2 separate regions of the Homo sapiens genome follow, and region 1 is linked to region 2. Evidence: chromatin loops called from intact Hi-C (ENCODE). Cell type or tissue: B cell. All regions are shown on one strand. Links, peaks and the distances in the headings refer to the core of each region. The heading gives the core; the rest is flanking DNA. Region 1 holds the start of RNF213 (ring finger protein 213). Region 2 holds the start of CEP131 (centrosomal protein 131).

Region 1 (10,407 bases), core at 2,610-7,609, 960 kb before region 2:
GGCAAAGCTCCAAGGGCTTAGTGTACCTGCTGCAGCAGCTGGTAGGGGCAGACTGTGATCACAGAGACAGCACTGTCCCGCAGAAAAATCATGCAAGCCACCAACGTGAGCCATGCAAGTCATTTAAACATTTCGACTAGTCATACTGAAAAAGTCAAAAGAAACAGTTGAAATTAACTGTTTAGAGACAAAGTCTCACTCTGTCGCCAGGGCTGGAGTGCAGTGGTGCAGTCAAGATTGGTGGGAGGAAAAAGCAGGTTTTAATTGGAGACCCAGCAAAGCGAGAAGATGCCCAACTAGCGTTCTAAAGTGTCACCTTGGCTGGGCGCAGTGGCTCATGCCTGTAATTCCAGCACTTTGGGAGGCCAAGGCAGGTGGATCACCTGAGGTCAGGAGTTTGAGACCACCCTGGCCAACATGGAGAAACCCCGTCTCTACTAAAAATACAAAAATTAGCCAGGCTTGGTGGCGGGCGCTTGTAATCCCAGCTACTCGGGAGGCTGAGGCATGAGAATCACTTGAACTGGGAGGTGGAGTTTGCAGTGAGCCAAGATCACGCCACTGCACTCCAGCCTGGGGTATAGAGTGAGACTGTCTCCAAAAAACAAACAAACAATAAATAAAGTGCCACCCTAAAATTAAAAATTTATCCTCAGGTTTTGTGTGTTTGTTAGTTTTTGAGGCAAGATCTCACTTTGTCATCCAGGCTGGAGTGCAGTGGTATGATCACGACTCACTGCAGCCTGGAGCTCCCTGGGCTCAAACGATCCTCTTGCCTCAGCCTCTTCAGGTGCACCACCACGCCCAGCTAATTTTTTTAAATGATTTTTTTTGTAGAGATGGGGTCTCTCTATGTTGCCCAGGCTGCCATCGAGTTCTTCTAGGGAAACTTGCCGTGGGCACCGTGGGGAGTGGGGTAAGGGCAGGGTCTGTGTCTTGTTCCCATGGCTGTCGTGGGCAGTTGTCGGTTAGGAGGGGTGGCTGTCGAGGATGTTGGACTAATTGTTGGCGACCCCCCGCCCCAAGCAGGAGCATTCAGCTGGGGTTCCGCGCCGGGAATTGTTTCAGGATGAGGGTCCCCTCTGGAATGCGCAGAGGGGCGCAGTGTCCAGAGAGGGACGGGATGAAGGGGTGAGAGGAGAAGGAAGAAAAAGAAAGTGGGTGATTTTAAAACGGAGGTCCCTGGTCACACCATGAGCCTCACAGATGGGAAAACTGAGGCACGGGGGATGGTGCGGACCGCCGTGGCCCCTCCATCATCAGTGACAGAGCGCTCCGCGCGGGGCCGCGGAGGTCCCTTAATCTGCAAAGGCCCCCACGCGGCGCGCTGACGACGTCCACTGCACCCGCCGGGCGCCCTCTGGGCCGCTCCCAGGCTGGCCGCCGGCTCTGCGCGGCCGCAGACACTGTCCGAGGTGCTGGGCGCCGGGGCGGGGGGCGCGCCTGTCCCGCCCCACTCGGCTGCTCGGGCCTGCCCGGGGTCTGGGCTTCCGGGAGACCCGCATGCGCCCCACGCCTGGCGGGAACCGAGGCCCCTCCCGCGTCTGTACCCGGCGCGCAGCGGCCCGAGGCGCCTCCCGGGGGCTGGGGGCCCGGAGTCACTGGGAGGCGCCACCGGCGGGGAATTCCGCACACGCCTGCGCGGGGCCGGCGGCGGCGGCGGGCAGGGCGGGGCCGGCGGCGGCGGCGGCGGGCAGGGCGGGGCCGGCGGCGGCGGCGGCGGGCAGGGCGGGGCCGGCGGCGGCGGCGGCGGGCAGGGCGGGGCCGGCGGCGGCGGCGGCGGGCAGGGCGGGGCCGGCGGCGGCGGCGGCGGGCAGGGCGGGGCCGGCGGCGGCGGCGGCGGGCAGGGCGGGGCCGGCGGCGGCGGCGGCGGGCAGGGCGGGGCCGGCGGCGGCGGCGGCGGGCAGGGCGGGGCCGGCGGCGGCGGCGGCGGGCAGGGCGGGGCCGGCGGCGGCGGCGGCGGGCAGGGCGGGGCCCAGGGCCCCGTGACCCGAGGGGCGACAGCGCGCGGCAGGCGGCGAGCTCGGGGGCCGCAGGTGCGAGCGGGCCTGGAGAGTCTCCCGGGGCGGGGAGCGGGCTAGGATACAGTGGGCCCCGCGGGCCGGCGGGCCGGGTCCCGGGGAGCGGCGCCTGCGTCCGGATGCCCCTCCCGGCCGCCTCTTCCTGCCGGCTCCAAGTTTCGGTTTCGCCGCCGGGGTGCCCGGTCCAGCCCCGCCCGCGGCGCCCACTGACCCTGTTCCCCGGCTGCGGGAGGGGTCGGGGTGGGGGCAGCGGGCACGCCTGGGACCCCGGCGACATCCCCGGAGCGCAGAGCGCGGAGGAGGCTTTGCGCCCCGGCAGTGCTGCCCCCGGGAAGTGGCCGGGGCACGGGGGGTGTAGTGGAAGGGGACAGCCGGACCCGGGCCTGCAGGTCCGCCCGGGAATCCTGCGCCTGTACGAATGGCAACAACGGAAAAGTGAAGTTGCAAAAACAGACTCCTAACTTTTACGAGGGAGGCATCGCCCCGTCTGAACCGCACCGCGCAGCGTCCTTCCGACTTGGCGAAGTCGCCCGAGCGCGGGGCTCAAGGCCAGGGTGGGCACCCCTCCCGGATGGCTGCCTGCAAGCCGGCGGGCCGGGCCCTGGGGGAGTCCAGGGCGGGAGGGGAAGGAGCTGTGCAAACATGGTGGTGGCCCTTCCCTGCCCCCACCTTGTTGACTTTGGTTGTGGTTGGGGGATGGGCTTTGATTTGGGTGGCAGTGTCTGTGCTTGGGAAAAAATGTCAGAGAAAAGACAGGAAGCGGATTGAATGCAACAGTGTTGGGTGCCTGGGGCTCTCTCTTGTGTCTTCCGGCCCCTAGAGCAGATGGAACAATAAGATGCTTTAGGGGGCCGGGCGCAGTGGCTAATGCCTGTAATCCCAAAACTTTGGGAGGCCAAGGCGGGTGGGTCACCTGAGGTCGGGAGTTCGAGACCAGCCTGGCCAACATGAAACCCCGTTTCTACTAAAAACACAAAAAATTAGCCGGGTGTGGTGGCGCATGCCTGTAACTCCACCTACTTGGGAGACTGAGGCGGGAGAATCGCTAGAGCCCGGGAGGCGGAGGTTGCAGTGAGCTGAGATTGCCCACTGTACTCCAGCCTGGGTGAAACTGTCAAACAAACAAAAAATGCTTTTTGGAGGATTTTTCGAGTTTTCTGGTCTGTGGTTCCCCAGTGTAGCATTGGAGAAGGAAACACTTCGGGTGGAAAGAAAGAGGCCTGGGCGGTGGGGAGTCATTGAAGGTGTTTGAGGGAGGGAGTGTCCACTGGTGGTTGTTTCAGGTAGAGTGTGGAGGGGAGGAGGTACGGTGGGAGCCAGGGCTTGGCTGTGGCAGGGGTAGGGGAGTTTTAAACTCTCCTTCTACTCTGAAGGAGAGATAATTTTAGTCTCTGGAATAAAAGGGCAGCAGACCTGGAGAAAAGGGATGCAAATTGTCCCATACACCTATTGGGAACCTCATCAAAGAGAAGACTGCAGAAGACAGATGATTGATGTTTTTATGGCATTGGGACAGGGGCTTGGGGCTGGAGAGGGGAGGTGTGCAGGGTTGTCTTGTTGTGCAGATAATCACTCAGGTGATCTCAGAGCTGCTCTCAGAGGAACTGGCGAGGCCGCAGGCACTCCTCTTGTGTGTCCCTGGGACCGTTCCTAGATCCCTCTAGGCAGATAATGGGGCCTCAGAGAGAGCTTCTGCTCCATTCTGCTGTTTCATGGTGTGGATTTCCTTTATAGCCTTTTACAAAAGGATAGCTTCCCAGAACTCCTGAGTATGTGGTTGCTCTGAATAGCCATCTCAAAATTGACCACAGAATCTGTTTTGGGGTGGCATAGATTAGTCTCCCACACAGGTCAAGCCAGGGAACCCCACCCAGTGCCTCCGTCCCTCGTTCAGGCCCAGCCTGAGTGAGCCCACCCCAGTGGGAGGAGAGGGCAGGGCCAGGGCAGGGAGGGGGCCTGAGTGTCCTCCTGGCTGCTGAAGGCACCAGTCAGCTGCCGCTCCAGCCACTGCCCCAGTGGAGTTCTTTGGTTCCAAGCCAGCAGAAGAAGGTGGTGGGTGGGCCAGTGTGCCCTGAGGCTTCTTACTGGGGAGGGAGAGAGTCAGGTCCTCCACTGTTAGGTGGCCAAGCGCCCAAACGCCATCTCCACTCTCACCCTGGATGCAAGAAGTGACCCCGGAGGCCTGAGTCCTGGCCTTGGTCTGGTTTGATGCCATCCACCGCAGAGGCTGTTCTGAGGGCAGGTGGTCAGTGCAGAGTGGCGCGCTTTGTGGATGGCAGCCTCCCCCCATTACTAGGAATCTGACTGCCAGCCCAGTAGCCCTGGGCTGCCTGCTCAGGCCCCATCACCTGTGGGGCAGGTGCTTTAGTCCCCTTAAGAGGATGAGGAGGGTGAGGCATCAGCAGGCTGAGCGCCTTGCTCAGGGCAGGCCGTGGGACCCTGCCGAACAGCACGTGGCTGCCCCACGCCTGCCTGGAGCATCCCCTATCCCCACCCAGCCCAACCCATGTTCTCAGCAGCAGGGATGGTTCTAGGCTGGCTGAATGAGGGACCAGGGCAGAGACTGCAAAAGCTTGAGAGCCAAGGGGGCAGCACAGAGCGGGGAGGGGCTGGGCTTGGGCTGTGCTCCTGTTGGGTTTCCATTAACCAGGGGACCAGCTGGGCTGCTGTGATTTCACTTTCGCAGAAAATGAAACTGAAGCCGTGGTCACGTGACAGGACATGTAGTATATAGCAGGCTGCCAGCGACTCCTGCTCTTGCTTCTGGATCTGCAGGGCAGTCCCAGCAGGACCCATGGAGTGTCCTTCGTGCCAGCATGTCTCCAAGGAGGAAACCCCCAAGTTCTGCAGCCAGTGCGGAGAGAGGCTGCCTCCTGCAGCCCCCATAGCAGGTGAGGCCCAGGGGTGCTGGTGGAGGCTGGGGCAGTGGGGACCCCTGGAGATGTCTCACCTCCCTTCCAGGAAATGGAAACCCTGGGCAGCAGGCAGCTCAGGTGGGGCCGAGGTCCTCTGTGGCTACTGAGGCTCTGTGGCTCTGAATAGCCATCTCAAAAGTGACCACAGAGTCTGTTTTGGGGTGGCATAGATTAGTCTCCCACACAGGTCAAGCCAGGGGACCACCACCCAGTGCTTCCGTCCCTCGTTCAGGCCCGGCCTGAGTGAGCCCACCCGAGTGGGAGGAGAGGGCAGGGCCAGGGCAGGGAGAGGACAAAACAAGAAGTTTTGTCGGGGTCTTTGCTGGAGGTTCCTGCTTTTGAAAATTTTCAGTTTCATTTCCTAGAGAGAGCTCACGGTTTTTCTTCCCCTTGGGAATGAGAAGTGTCGGGCTGAGCTGAGGGCTTCATAGAGAGTTTCAGAGAATGCTGCAGGGAAGCAGAGTTTGAGGCTCTGCAGGGGTTGAGAGCTCTGCCTGGGTTAGTTTTTGAGGGGCCGTGAGGGGGCCCCAGGACCTGTCCAGGCACCTCCCTGGCTCGGGAGGCCAGTGGAGAGACAGGAGCGGGGCAGTGTCAGGCGGGCCTTGCCTGCTGAGCATCTTGAGTCCATTCTCAATTTTGTTGGCTTCTGGGGCCTCAGACTGGTTCCCCTCCTCCCGGGTTTTAAACACCAACCCTAAAACTAGCAGCCCCCAGACCTTCAGCCTTTCTGTGTCCAAAGCCCAGCCCCACCTCCACTGGTGAGGGCACCTCATTCTTCCAGCTGCTTCTATCGGACCCATCACCCCGGGGCCCTCTCCTTCCTCCATGACCCACATGCAGAGGGCCCTGCTGGTCTCCCCGCCTCCACGCTGCATGCTGCCTTCCTGCTTCCTGCTCAGCACAGCAGACAGTCAAACCACAGACCCCCTTACAAGATCCGCCCCTGCCCCCGCTGTAACTCAGGACAAGCAGGAGCCCTTACGGTGGCCACGAGGTCCTACATAGACGGCTGCCCACCCCATTCCTCTTGGCTCCCTCTCCTGTCCCCAGAGCCCACCACCTTCTGGCCCTTCCTGGATACACCAGGTGTGCTTCCACCGCAGGGCCTTTGCACCACCCTTCCCCAGAGGGCGGCCTGGCTCCCTCCTTCCCCTCTTTCAGTCTTTGCCCAGCTGCTCGCCATGGGGTCTCTCCGATGTTGTCCTTCAAGGGTGTGAGCCCCAGTCCTTCCATGTTTGTTTGTTTTTTTTTTTTTTTTTAGAGGGAGTTTTTTTGTTCTTGTTGCTCTGGCTAGAGAGCAGTGGCGAAATCTCAGCTCACTGCAACCTCTGCCTCCCGGGTTCAAGTGATTCTTCTGCCTCAGCCTCCCAAGTAGCTGGGACTACTGGTACCCACCACCACTCCCGGCTAATTTCTGTATTTTTAGTAGAGATGGGGTTTCACCATGTTGGCCAGGCTGGTTTTGAACTCCTGACCTCAGGTGATCCACCCGCCTCGGCCTCACAAAGTGCTGGGATTATAGGCGTGAGCCACCGCGCCCAGCCTAAGGGCTCCACTTCTATTAATAATAGTGCGGAGAGCACTGGTAGTGCGCAGCATGAACTGTTTCTAGAGGCATGCAAAGCAAATGCACTTGAGACTCCTAATTCACCACTTGTAAGAGGCCAGGAATTTGGTGACTCTGTACATGATGCTTTTGAACATTTATCGAAAACCAAGAAATACAGTGATGCTGGCTGGTTGCCCCCAGCGTCACTGAGAAAGTGGTGAAAAGGATGAACTCAGGGATTCGATGTCTGGGCTGCAGCTCTGCATAAATGATCTGAGAGTTTCTTAGTGTGCCCTGGATCAGAATCTTCTCTCCTGTAGCCACAGGGTTGAAATTGTAGAAAATCGAGCACCAGCTCTCACGCGATTAGCTGAGTTAAAATGAAAGCTGAGCTTCCAGGCATGCAGGGCGTCTGCTGTTAAAGTGGGGGCACTTAAGCCGGATGCCGTGGTTCACACCTACAACCCCAGCATGTTTGCAGGCCAAGGTGGGAGGATCACTTGAGCCTAGGAGTTTGAGACCAGCCTGGGCAATGTAGAAAGACTCCATCTCTGTATTACAAGAAAAAAAAAGTGAGGACATTGGGTGGCAAAGGAAGGGATCCTTCAAGTTGGGATGGGGACATGGGAAGCCCATGGCCAGGCTGGAGACATTGAGTTCCAAATGATATAAAGTTGAGTCAGGTTGAGTTTAGTAGTGTGGGCCCACTAGCAGAGATTATGCATTTCATGTTGCAGCTGGTAGAGTTAGGAAGGCCTCTGAGTCTTTGTTTGGTTGGCTGAAACATGGATCAAAAGGTGGCCCACCTTACTAGGCGTGGTGGTTCACGCCTGTAATCCCAGCACTTTGGGAGGCCGAGGTGAGTAGATCGCTTGAGCCCAGGAGTTCGAGAGCAGCCTAAGCAACATGGTGGAGCCCCATCTCTACAAAAAAAAAAAAGAAAAAAAAATACAAGAATTAGCTGGAGCAGGAGGATCACTTGAGCCTGGGAAGTCGAGGCTGCAGTAAGCCATGATTGTCCCACTGCACTCCAGCCTGGGTGACAGAGTGAGACCCTGTCTTAGAAGAAAAGAAAAGGAAAAAAAAAGCCTTACAGTGGTCTCTCAGTGCTCAAATGAAAAGTCTCTTGCCTCTCACTTTATTTTTTAAAATTTTATTTCATTGTTTTGAGACAGAGTCTTGCTCTGTCACCCAGGCTGGAGTGCAGTGGTGCCATTTCAGCTCACTGCAACCTTTACCTCCCAGGTTCAAGTGATGTTCCTGCCTCAGCCTCCCAAGTAGCGGGGATTACAGGCGTGAGGCACCACCCTCAGCTATTTTTTATATTTTTAGTAGAGACGGCGTTTCACCATGTTGGCCAGGTTGGTATCAAACTCCTGACCTCAAGTGATGCGCCCACCTTGGCCTCTCAAAGTGCTGGGATTACAGGTGTGAGCCACCCACCGCACCTGGCCTCATGTCTCTCACTTTAAATCAAGAGTTAGACATGATTAAGCTTCTTGAGGAAGGCATGTTGAAAGCTGAGATAGGCTGATAGCTAGGCCTCTTGCACCAAATGGTTAGCCAAGTTGTAAATGCAAAGGAAAAGTTTTTGAAAGAAATTAAAAGTGCCCCCAGCACTTTGGGAGGCTGAGGTAGGTGGATCACCTGAGGTCAGGAGTTTGAGACCAGCCTGGCCAACGTGGTGAAACCCCGTCTCTACTAAAAATGCAAAAATTAGCTGGGTGTGGTGGCTCATGCCTGTAATCCCAGCTTCTTGGGAGGCTGAGGCACAAGAATTGCTTGAACCCAGGAGACGGAGGTTGCAGTGAGCTGAGATTGTGCCACTGCACTCCAGCCTGGGTGACAACAGCGAGACTCTGTCTCAAAAAAAAAAAAGAAAAAAAAGAGACCATCCTGGCCAATATGGTGAAAACCCATGTCTACTAAAAATACAAAAATTAGCTAGGCATGGTGGCGTGTACCTGTAGTCCCAGCTACTCGGGAGGCTGAGGCAGGAGAGAATCACTTGAACCCAGGAGGTGGAGGTTGCAGTGAGCCGAGATCACGCCACTGCACTCCAGCCTGGCGACAGAGCGAGACTCCATCCCAAAAAAGAAAAAAAGTGCTACTCCAATGAACACACAAATGATTAGAGAGTGAAACAGCCTTATTGTGATATGGAGAGAGTTTGCAATGTCTGGAGAGGTCAAACCAGTCACAACATTCCCTTAAACCACAGCCGAATCCACAGTAAAGCCCTAACTCTCCTGTAGCCACAATTCCACACAGGCTGACAGAGTTGAGGAGGCTGCAGAGAAGATCTTGAAGCTAGCAGAGACTGGTTTATGAGGTTTTAGGAAAGCAGTCATCTCCATAACATAAAAGTGCAAGGTGAAGCAGCGAGTGCTGCTGGAGAAGCTGCAGTAAGTTCTCCAGATCTGGCTAAGGTTATTGATGGAGGTGGCTCTACTCAACAGCAGATTTTCTTTTCTTTTTTTTTTTTTGAGACAGGGTCTTGGTCTGTCTCCCAGGCTGGAGTGCAGTGGCTGGTCCTCAGCTCACTGCAACCTCCGCCTCCCAGGTTCAAGCAATTCTCCTGCCTCAGCCTCCCAAGTAGCTGGGATTACAGGTGTGTGCCACCACTTCCGGCTAATATTGTATTTTTTATTAGAGATAGGGTTTCTCCATATTAGCATTGCTGGTCTCCAACTCCTTGACCTCAAGTGATCCCCCTGCCTCTGCCTCCCAAAGTACCGGGGCTATAGGCATGAACCATTGCACCTGGCCAATTTTATTCTTTTTTAAGGCCGAGTAGTGTTCCATTATGTATATGTACCACATTTTCTTCAACGTCCATTGTTGGATAGTTGGTGGATTCCATATCTTGGCTATTGTGAATCGTGCTACAGTGAGCATGGGTGTGCATGGCAGGATTGCTGGAGCCCAGGAGGTCAACGCTGCAGTGAGCCGTGATCATACCACTGCACTCCAGCCTGGGTCGACAGTGAGACCCTGTCTCAGAAAAAAAAAAAAAAAAAAAAAAAAAGGCAGTACTGCATCCCCGGAGGGACTGCAGGGATTAGTGCCACCACCAAGCACTCCAAAGATGCAGGGGTGGGGATTCCCATTCACCTCCCCTATTTGGCCTTTGTGGAAGACGGGTGGATCTTGGGAATGAAAATGAATGATCGTAAGCTTAATCAAATGGTGATTTCTCAGCCTCCATAGTCGTGTGAGCCAATTCTCCTAATACATCCTCTCTCATCCATCTGTTTGTCCATCCATCCATCCATCCATCCATCCGTTTATCTGTCTATCTATCTGTCATCTGTCTTCTATCAATTATCCATCCATCCATTCATCCATGTACCTATCCATCCATCTTATCTATCTATCCTATCTATCCATCTATCTATAAGTCTGTATTAGGGTTCTCTAAAGGGACAGAACTAATAGGATCTATGTCTGTAAGAAAGGGAGTGTATTATGGAGAATTGGCTCACACAATCACAAGGTGAAGTCCCATGGTAGGCCGTCTGCAAGCTGGGAAAGAAAGAAGCCAGTAGTTGCTCAGTCTGAGTCCAAAAGCCTCAAAAGCAGGGAAGCCGACAGTGTAGCCTTCAGTCTGTGGCTGAAGACCCGAGATCCCCCTGGCAAACCACTGGCGTAAGTCCAAGTTTCCAAAGGCCAAAGAACCTGAAGTGTGATGTCCAAGGGCAAGAGGAACGTGAGGAAGCATCCAGCATAGGAGGAAGATGAAAGCCAGAAGACTCAGCGAGCCAGCTTACCCCACCTTCTGCCTGCTTTGTTCTAGCCACGCTGGCAGCTGACTGGATGCTGCCCACCCACATAGAGGGTGGGTCTTCCTCTCCCAGGCCATTGACTCAAATGTCAGTCTCCTCTGACAACACCCTCACAGACACAACCAGAACAATACTTT
Region 2 (8,083 bases), core at 3,062-8,061:
GCACACAGCTGGGGCAAGGAAGAGGGACCCTCTACAGTCTGGCACCGACATCTCTTGAGCCAGAAGACCAGCAGGAACTGCAGTTACATCCTGGATGGGGAATCCCGGGACAGCAGGCCGTGGACGCAGGAAGATCTTTAGAGACAAGGGGTAGAGTGGAAACCCCAGGCCAATGGCCACCGAGAAGGTCTCCGAGCCAGGGGACAGCACCCCACCCCACCCACAAACACCAGGAGGAAGAGAATCACGTGCCGCCTTGTACAGGTGTGAAGCCATGCCTGGCCAAAACAAATGCTCTCCAGGAATCCCGATGAGACTGAGTGGTAGCAGGGCAGGTGGCCGAGAGGATGGGGACCGGGCACAACAGAAACCCCTGAGGTCACGTCACACACTGGCGGGGGTTCCTCTTCCACCAGCAGTTCCCGAGCTCCCACCATGGGCACAACAGAAGGCAGACAGGCATGCAGGGGTGGGGCCGTCTCGGATCGAGCGAGGGCCTCAAAGAATTGAAGTGAACAGCTGGAACATTCCATGAACGAGGGGACTGTTAGCAGTCGCCACTCAACACTGCGGGAGCGGGCAATGGTACCAGCCGAGGAAAGGAGGGATCGATATGAGTAGCGCTCGCTGTGGCTTTGAACCTCTACTCAGCAACAGAACATTTCCCAGCAGAAAGGCTGGGAGTGTGGTTAGGTGCCTGGGTCGGCCGCGGATAGAGCCTGGCCATGCCGCCGAAAGACCATCTACTAGAAAGCCCGGAAACTTTTACAACAGTCTCCACACAACAAGAGAGCTGCAATTTCTTTCTTTCTCCTTCTCCCTCTCCCTCTCCCTCCCCCTCCCCCTCCCTCTTTCTTTCTTTCTTTCTTTTTTTGAGACAGAGTCTTGCTCTTTCGCCCAGGCTGGAGTACAGTGGCATGATCTCGGCTCACTGCAGCCTCCTCCGCCCGGGTTCAAGCAACTCTCCTGTCTCAGCCTCCTGAGTAGCTGGGATTAAGGGTGCGCGCCACCACGCCCGGCTAATTTTTGCATTTTCAGTAGAGGCAGGGTTTCACTATGTTGGCCAGGCTGGTATTGAACTCCTGACCTCAGGTGATCCACCCGCCTCAACCTCCCAAAGTGCTGGGATCACGGGCGTGAGCCACCTCGCCCAGCCCAGATCTGCGATTTCGAGTGCGTCTTCCCCGCCCCATGTGCCATGAACCTAGGGCTTTAGAAACAGCGGGAGGGGCCAAGGCAGGTGGGCGAGGGGGTCAGTGACGCAGGAGCAGGGCTGCGGACAGGAGAGGCAGCAGGCTCAGAGACGGCTCTAGCCCAAGCTGGTTACCCCTCTGCTAAAACAGTGCAGCATATTTTTATTTTCACAGCTTACGTCTGTAAATGCCTAGAGGCGTACCACATCTTTAGACAACCTGCCGGCCACAATGACACATCAGGACATCCCGGGTCCCCGCCCTGCTGGCCCAGGCTTTGGGAACCTGCTTGGTCCAAGGGTCCGCTACTGGCCCGGCTGCCCTTACCCCGGAACTCGGCTAGCCGTCTGGCGGGCCACACCCTGCCCACCTGGGGGTGCTTCTAGGGCAGACACAGGAATAACTTTTTCAAGGAGAAGGGGGAGGTCCAAGCCTTTTATTCACAGTGGAACCCTGGCCTGGGCCTGCCAGGGGTTCCTGTGGGAAGCCTCAACTGCCCTCCAGACCCCTTCTCTCTGCCCTGCTATGTTGCCTGGCACGGACCTCAGGCAGGGAGCCCCAGACCGGCTGCCGCATGGAAGCCAAGGCCCCCAGGCCCTTGCTATTCGGAAGCTCAGGCCAGACTCTGGTCAGGCTCTGCCCCAACCCCCACAGAGCGGCTCGATTCCTCCCTTGCCCCAAAGACTGGGCCTGGCAGACACCAACTCAGGGTGCAGCAGGCCCGGCCTGCCTTTCACAGCCCCCATCTGGGAACCACCCACCCTCCTCCCTACTCCCAGAGGTGGGCAGGAAAGGCAGCTCTCACCCCGAAGCTCCCACGGCTGTCCTGCTGCCCACACACCCACACACCCGTCTAGGTTTCTCCAAGGCCACCAGGAGCTCATCACCCCTCCCCACAGGTCAACCCCATTTCTTTCTTTTTTTTTTTTTTTTGAGATGGCATCTCACTCTGTCGCCAGGCTGGAGTGCAACGGCACGATCTCGGCTCACCGCAACCTCTGCCTCCTGGGTTCGAGCAAATCTCCTGCCTCAGCCTCCCGAGTAGCTAGGATTACAGGCATGCACCACCATGCCCGGCTAATTTTTTTTTGTATCTTTAGTAGAGACGGAGTTTCACCATGTTGGTCAGGCTGGTCTTGAACTGCTGACCTCAGATGACCCGCCTGCCTCGGCCTCCCAAAGTGCTGAGATTACAGGCGTGAGCCACCGAGCCCAGCCAACCCCATTTCCTGAGGATTCAAACAAATCCAAAGGGCGGTGGCACAGGAGGCCTGGGGCTGTTGCTGAAAGAATCCAAGCTCTGGCTTGACTTTCTAGTGATTCAGCACCCACGCCTGTAAGACTCAAGTCCTACCTGCCTCCTGGAACAGCCACGAGGATCCAGCATGTCCAGATGTGAGGCACTTGTTCACCTGTGGAGCTGGACCCAGGGGTCAGATGCCAACTGAACAACAGCCCTCCAGGAGGCAGGGGCCCGGACTCCTAGGCCACAGTACTCACCAGCACCTTCCTCTTCTGCTCGCTGCCTGTGACCACGGAGACAGAGCGGACGATGGGCTTGGTGGTGGCGGCACTGCCAGGACGCCGGGACACAGGCGGAGGGAGACCTGTCAGACTCAGGTCCACACCTGCTGGGCTGCGCTCCGGGACGCTGCCGATGGCCCGGGTGCCTTTCATGGTGGACAAGGCAGGTCCTGAGCGGGGAAGCAAGAGCTGCAATGAGATGCCGTGGGGGAACTACAGTCCCCTGCACCCACCATCTCCAGCCCAGCCTCAGCTGGGTCCACTGGCCACCAAACTTCCTGGGAAGGCCTGTCACAACCTATGCACCCCTCTGGCTGGTGGCAGGCTCCTCGACAGGAACATGAGGGAGCTGTTCTGAGCCCAATGTCAGTGTATGCCAGGGCAGGAGGGCCCTGGATGATGGACAGGTGGGTGGCGAGGGCAAGGCCCGTGGGTGGGAATAAGCCAGCAGCACCCCAGAGGGAGCCTGGGCCACAGGCCATTGTCGATGTGAGCCAGGTTCTGCCATCTACCCCACACCGTGATTCTGAGAAAGTCACTGCCCCGAGCCCCACTGTTTTCTTCTGTAAAAGGGACATTTGATTTATTTTTTATTTTATTATGTTTTTGAAACAGAGTCTCGTTCTTGTCACCCAGGCTGGAGTGCAGTGGCGCGATCTCGGCTCATTGCCACCTCTGCCTCCCGGGTTCAAGCGATTCTCCTGCCTCAGCCTCCTGAGTAGCTGGGATTACAGGTGCCCGCCACCACGCCTGGCTAATTTTTGTATTTTTAGTAGAAGTAGAAACGGGGTTTTGCCATGTTGGCCAGGCTGGTCTCGAACTCCTGACCTCAGGTGATTCGCCTGCCTCGGCCTCCCAAAGTGCTGGGATTACAGGCATGAGCCACCGTACCCGGCCCCTAAGTAAAAATACACATTTTAAAAAGGGGTTGCGTGTTGGCCGGGCACAGTGGCTCACTCCTGTAATCCCAGCACTTTGGGAGACCAAGGCAGGCAGATTGCCTGAGCTCAGGAGTTCAAGACCAGCCTAAGCAACACAGTGAAACCCCACCTCTACTAAAAACTTCAAAAAATTAGCCGGGCGTGGTGGCGAGCGCCTGTAATCCCAACTACTTGGGAGGCTGAAGCAGGGGAATTACTTGAACCTGGTAGGCGGAGTTTACAGTGAGCCAAGATCGTGACACTGCACTCCAGCCTGGGCAACATAGCGAGACTCCATCTCAAAAAAAAAAAAAAAAAAAAAACGCGGGAGTGGTTTTGTGAGGTCCAGACAAGATGCTGGTCTCAAGGCCTCAAGGCTGCACCGGGCAAACACTCCCTGGGTAATGTGTTATTCCAGCAGGGGACGGGGGTTCTGACGATCGATCGAGGGGATTAGCTTGGGGATGCTGGCTTCCTTACTTTGGAACTTCTCAGAGCAAACCCTGCCGGCCCCCAGCCCGTCCCCACATGGCACCTCTTTCTGAACGAGTCTTTCTGATCTTTCTGAACGGGTCTCAGCTCGTGCATGTGCCCCTGCCAAAAACCCTGCAACAGCTTCCTAGGCACAGAGAATAAAGTCTACACATCCAACTCCTGCAAGATCTGGCCCTGTACTCTCTGTGACCTCGCCAGCTCCCCTGCTGTGCCCCTTTGTTGTGGCTTTAGCCAACACAGCCTCCCTGGTTCTCCTCAAACTCAGCCAGCTTGGCCCCGGCCAGTCCCCTGCCTCTAGGTCTCAGGACACTCCCTCCCTGCACTCAGAGGCCTTCCTTGAGCACCCATCACTCTTCACTCCCCATCCGGCTCGGACTCCCTTCCTGTGGCCGCACACAGTTGGTTTATGAATTGTGTGGCTCCTGAGCAACCCCAGCACCTGCAGGGAAAGGCACTCAGCTGAACCCGTAGATGAACGGGAGAAGCTGGCGCCAGGGACCAACCTCGAGAATTACCTCCCTGCCACGGTGGCCTCCAGTAGGCCAGCAGGCACCCAGCCTATCGCCCAAGGTCACCCTGGGCTTCCTTCAGCCCGGCACCCCACAGCAGGTCCCCCAAGGTCCCTTCCACGGAGCGATGGATACCCCTACTCCCTAGAGGCTGACCCTGCCACTGACCAGGTCCCAGTCCTCAGTTATGCACTTCCGGCTGTGCGGAAGAAACTTAACACCCTCCTCCTGCAGGGCACTGTCCACCCCTGGCTGGACCCATGCAAGCCCTTGGAGCCCAGGACTCTGCTCTCCCAGCCACACTTGCAAGCGGCTCTGGGATGGCGAACGGGGCCTCTCCATGGAAACCTCCAAGCCAGAAGAAGGGAGGCCTGGGAGGCCACTACATCTTGGATAAAACTGTGTCCCTCCCAGGACCTGAAGGGGCGGGGACTGATGACCAGCGCCAGGACCTGGTTCCCAGGGTGGGCTGACCCTGACCCTGACCCTGACCCTGGACAGAGAGGCCAGAGCCCACGCGCAGAGCAGAGCCCTCCACTTGTCCTCAGGGCAGCTCCCATCTCCCCATTTTCCCCAGGGCTTAAGGCAGCCGGGCCAGAGATGCCGGGACTGGACTCCATGTTGTCCTGGGGACCGGAGGGGAGTGGAGGGAGGTGGAGAGGGTGGAGGGGATGGAGGTGGGGACCCACACCCTCAGGCACGAGCCTGTCTTCACCTGCGCGGGCCCCGGACCTCCCTCACCTGTGCGCACCCTGGATCCCCCTCACTTCCCCCGGATCCCGCCTTCAATTGCGCGGGCACCAGATCCCCCCACTCACCTGTGCGTGCCCCGGATCCCCATCACTTCATCACTGGACCAGGGCCTCCCACCTGCGCGGGCTCCGGACCCCTCCAACCTCCGTGCGCCCTGCAACCCCCTCCCTTGCCCGGGCCCCCCTCACCTGCGCGGGCCGGGGGCGCAGCCGCGAAGCCTGCCTGGCGCGCGGGGCCTGCAGATTCGGCCGGCGGGGAGGGGATGCGGAACCAGTCGCGCCCAAACCTCGGGTCGGCGACCTGGCGCCCCGCCACCCCCAACACTGCCCCGAGGCCCGGTGACAATGAAGCGGCCGGACGGCCGGGGTGAGCAGCGGCGGCAGCTAGCAACCAGCCTGGCACCACCTCCCCAGCCCGTCACGCCGGCCCGCCTTTCCTGCGCGCGCCGACTCCGGATTGGCCCTTCACGCTCCCGCTCAGGCCGTCCCGGGAGCTCATTGGGCCGCTCGGCTGTCCTTCGGGAAGTTCAAGCGTGGGAGGAGCGGCGGATGGCTGAGGGACGCGACTACAGAGAGCGGCCGATTGGACGCGGCTGGAAAGGGGCGGGTCATATAGGGGGCGGGGGACCGAGGGCGGCGGGAGGAGCTGGCCGGGCAGGGGCGGGGCCCCAGCGGTTGTGGGCGGGGCGTGAGGTGGGGGTGTGATGGGCGAGTAGGGCGAGGCAGATGTGGGCGGGGCAAGGCAGGTGTGGGCGGGGCACGCAGGGCCTGGGGAGGAGACACCAGGGAGGGCGCGAGGAGCACGCGGCCTCGGCTCGGCTCCCCGACACCCCCAGGCCGCCGCACTCCCGCGGCCCGGGGCTCCCCCAGTGTCCTAGGCCGCTCTGTCCCCACCCACGTGCGCGACTCCCCTCGTTACTCAGTACGACTGCGAGGGCGTGTGGGCGCCTTGCTAACCTCCCTGACCTCCTTCCCTTCGCGCTGCTTTGTTGTTTTTTTTCCTTCTCCAAAGTTTTAACGCTGCGCCCCGTGCGTAGCCGCTCTGTGACTCCCCCTCTCTCCGGGAGCCCTGGGGATTCCGCCCAGGTCCTCTCCAGGGAAGCCATCCTTCCCCTAAAAGTCACAGCACACTGGTCTCCCCTGCCCCCGCTTTTTAAAAAGTCCAGTGCTCTGTAAAATAAAAAGTTTGGTTTCAGTAAAATCCACATTTTTTGGTGTGCAGTGGAGTTGTGTAACTTTAGTTACAGAACATTCTCCCTCCGGATCCCGTACCTGCTGACTGCTGGTGGCGGCTGCTCAGTTCTCTCTGTTCTCCATCCCTAGAGGCAGCCTTTTCCAGAATGTCACACAAAAGGGATGTCGCGCAGCGCGCCTGTGGGTCTGGCTTCTACCACTTCGCATTTTGAGATTCATGCTGGTTCCTCTTTATTGCTGAGTGGTATCCTGTAACCGGTGTGAACCACCGGTTCAGATGGTTTTATTTATTGATGGTTTTATTCATCAAATGAAGGACGCAGAGATTGTTCCTGGTGCTTGGCAATTATGAATGACGCTGCCATAAACATTCACTCATCGGCTTCTGTGTGGACACAACTTTTCATTTCTCTTGTGTAAATACCCAGGAGTGGGGTTGCTGGATCAAATGATTGTTTATAAGAAACTGCCGGCCGGGCGCAGTGGGTCCCACCTGTAATTCCAGAACTTTGGGACACTGAGGTGGGCGGATCACCTGAGGTCAGGAGTTCGAGATCACCCTGGCCAACATGGCAAAACCCCGTCTCTAGTAAAAATACAAAAAAATTACCCGTGCCTGGTGGCGTCTGCCTATAATCCCAGCTACTCAGGAGGCTGAGTCAGGAGAATCGCTTGACCCCAGGAGGCAGAGATTGCGGTGAGCGGAGATCACCACTGCACTCCAGCCTGAGCGACAGAGCAAGACTCCATCTCAAAAAAAAGAAAAAGAAAAAAAAAAGGAAACCGCCAAGCTATTTTCTTTTTCTTTTTTTTCCTTTTTTTTCCGAGATGGAGTCTCCCTCTGTCGCCCAGGCTGGAGTGCAATGGCATGATCTTGGCTCACTGCAAACTCCACTTCCTGGGCTCAAGCAATTCTCCTGCCTCAGCCTCCCGAGTAGCTGGTATTACAGGCACATGTCACCATGCCAGGCTAATTTTTGTATTTTTAGTAGAGACAGGGTTTTGTCATATTGGCCAGGCTGGTCTTGAACTGCTGACTTCAGGTGATCCACCCACCTCGGTCTCCCAAAGTGCTGGGATTACAGGCGTGGGCCACCACATCGGCCTACTAAGCTATTTTCCAAAGAAGTTGTACAGCTCTACGCTCCCACCAGTGCCACAGGTGTTGCAGTTGCTCCCCATCCTCCTCAGCTCTTGGTATTGTCAGGGATTGGTTTTATTTGTTTACTTATTTATTTATTTATTTATTATTATTTTTTTGAAACAGAGTCTCGCATTTTTGCCCAGGCTGGAGCATAGTGGCGCGATCTCAGCTCACTGCAAGCTCCGCCTCCCGGGTTCACGCCATTCTTCTGCCTCAGCCTCCCGAGTAGCTGGGACTACAGGTGCCCGCCACCACGCCTGGCTAATTTTTTTGTATTTTCAGTAGAGACGGGGTTTCACCGTGTTAGCCAGGATGGTCTCGATCTCCTGACCTCGTGATCCGCCCGCCTTGG

Evidence for each region. A loop is a pair of places that touch in the nucleus more often than their neighbours do. Peaks named below come from ENCODE experiments on the same cell type or tissue, not always from the same donor. Only the 100,000 strongest peaks of a DNase experiment are listed, where the experiment ranks them.
Region 1: a loop joins it to region 2, with 10 times the contacts of the local background. A loop is called at or near these places in 3 of 110 quality-filtered maps.

Annotation. Positions count from the first base shown.
Region 1 is chr17:80,258,867-80,269,273 of GRCh38, forward strand. RNF213 (ring finger protein 213) reads left to right here and starts at 1,986. Exons shown (of 68, transcript NM_001256071.3): 1 at 1,986-2,036; 2 at 4,708-4,912. The coding sequence starts at 4,816. RefSeq lists silencers at 1,365-1,714, 1,994-2,343, 2,724-2,863, 4,438-4,655 and enhancers at 4,577-4,866, 4,605-5,161, 6,017-6,096, 6,755-6,804. In B cell, for the core only: a CTCF peak has its summit at 4,702; DNase peaks (open chromatin) are centred at 2,615, 4,715, 5,305, 5,735 and 1 weaker place; H3K4me3 peaks cover 2,908 bases; H3K27ac peaks cover 4,253 bases.
Region 2 is chr17:81,217,187-81,225,269 of GRCh38, forward strand. It overlaps CEP131 (centrosomal protein 131), which reads right to left and starts at 5,779. Exons shown (of 26, transcript NM_014984.4): 1 at 5,583-5,779; 2 at 2,694-2,887. The coding sequence starts at 2,870. RefSeq lists enhancers at 4,140-4,810, 4,811-5,480, 5,481-6,150 and silencers at 5,512-5,841, 6,002-6,371. In B cell, for the core only: no CTCF peak of the experiment used is centred there; DNase peaks (open chromatin) are centred at 6,065 and 6,765; H3K4me3 peaks cover 1,858 bases; H3K27ac peaks cover 1,310 bases.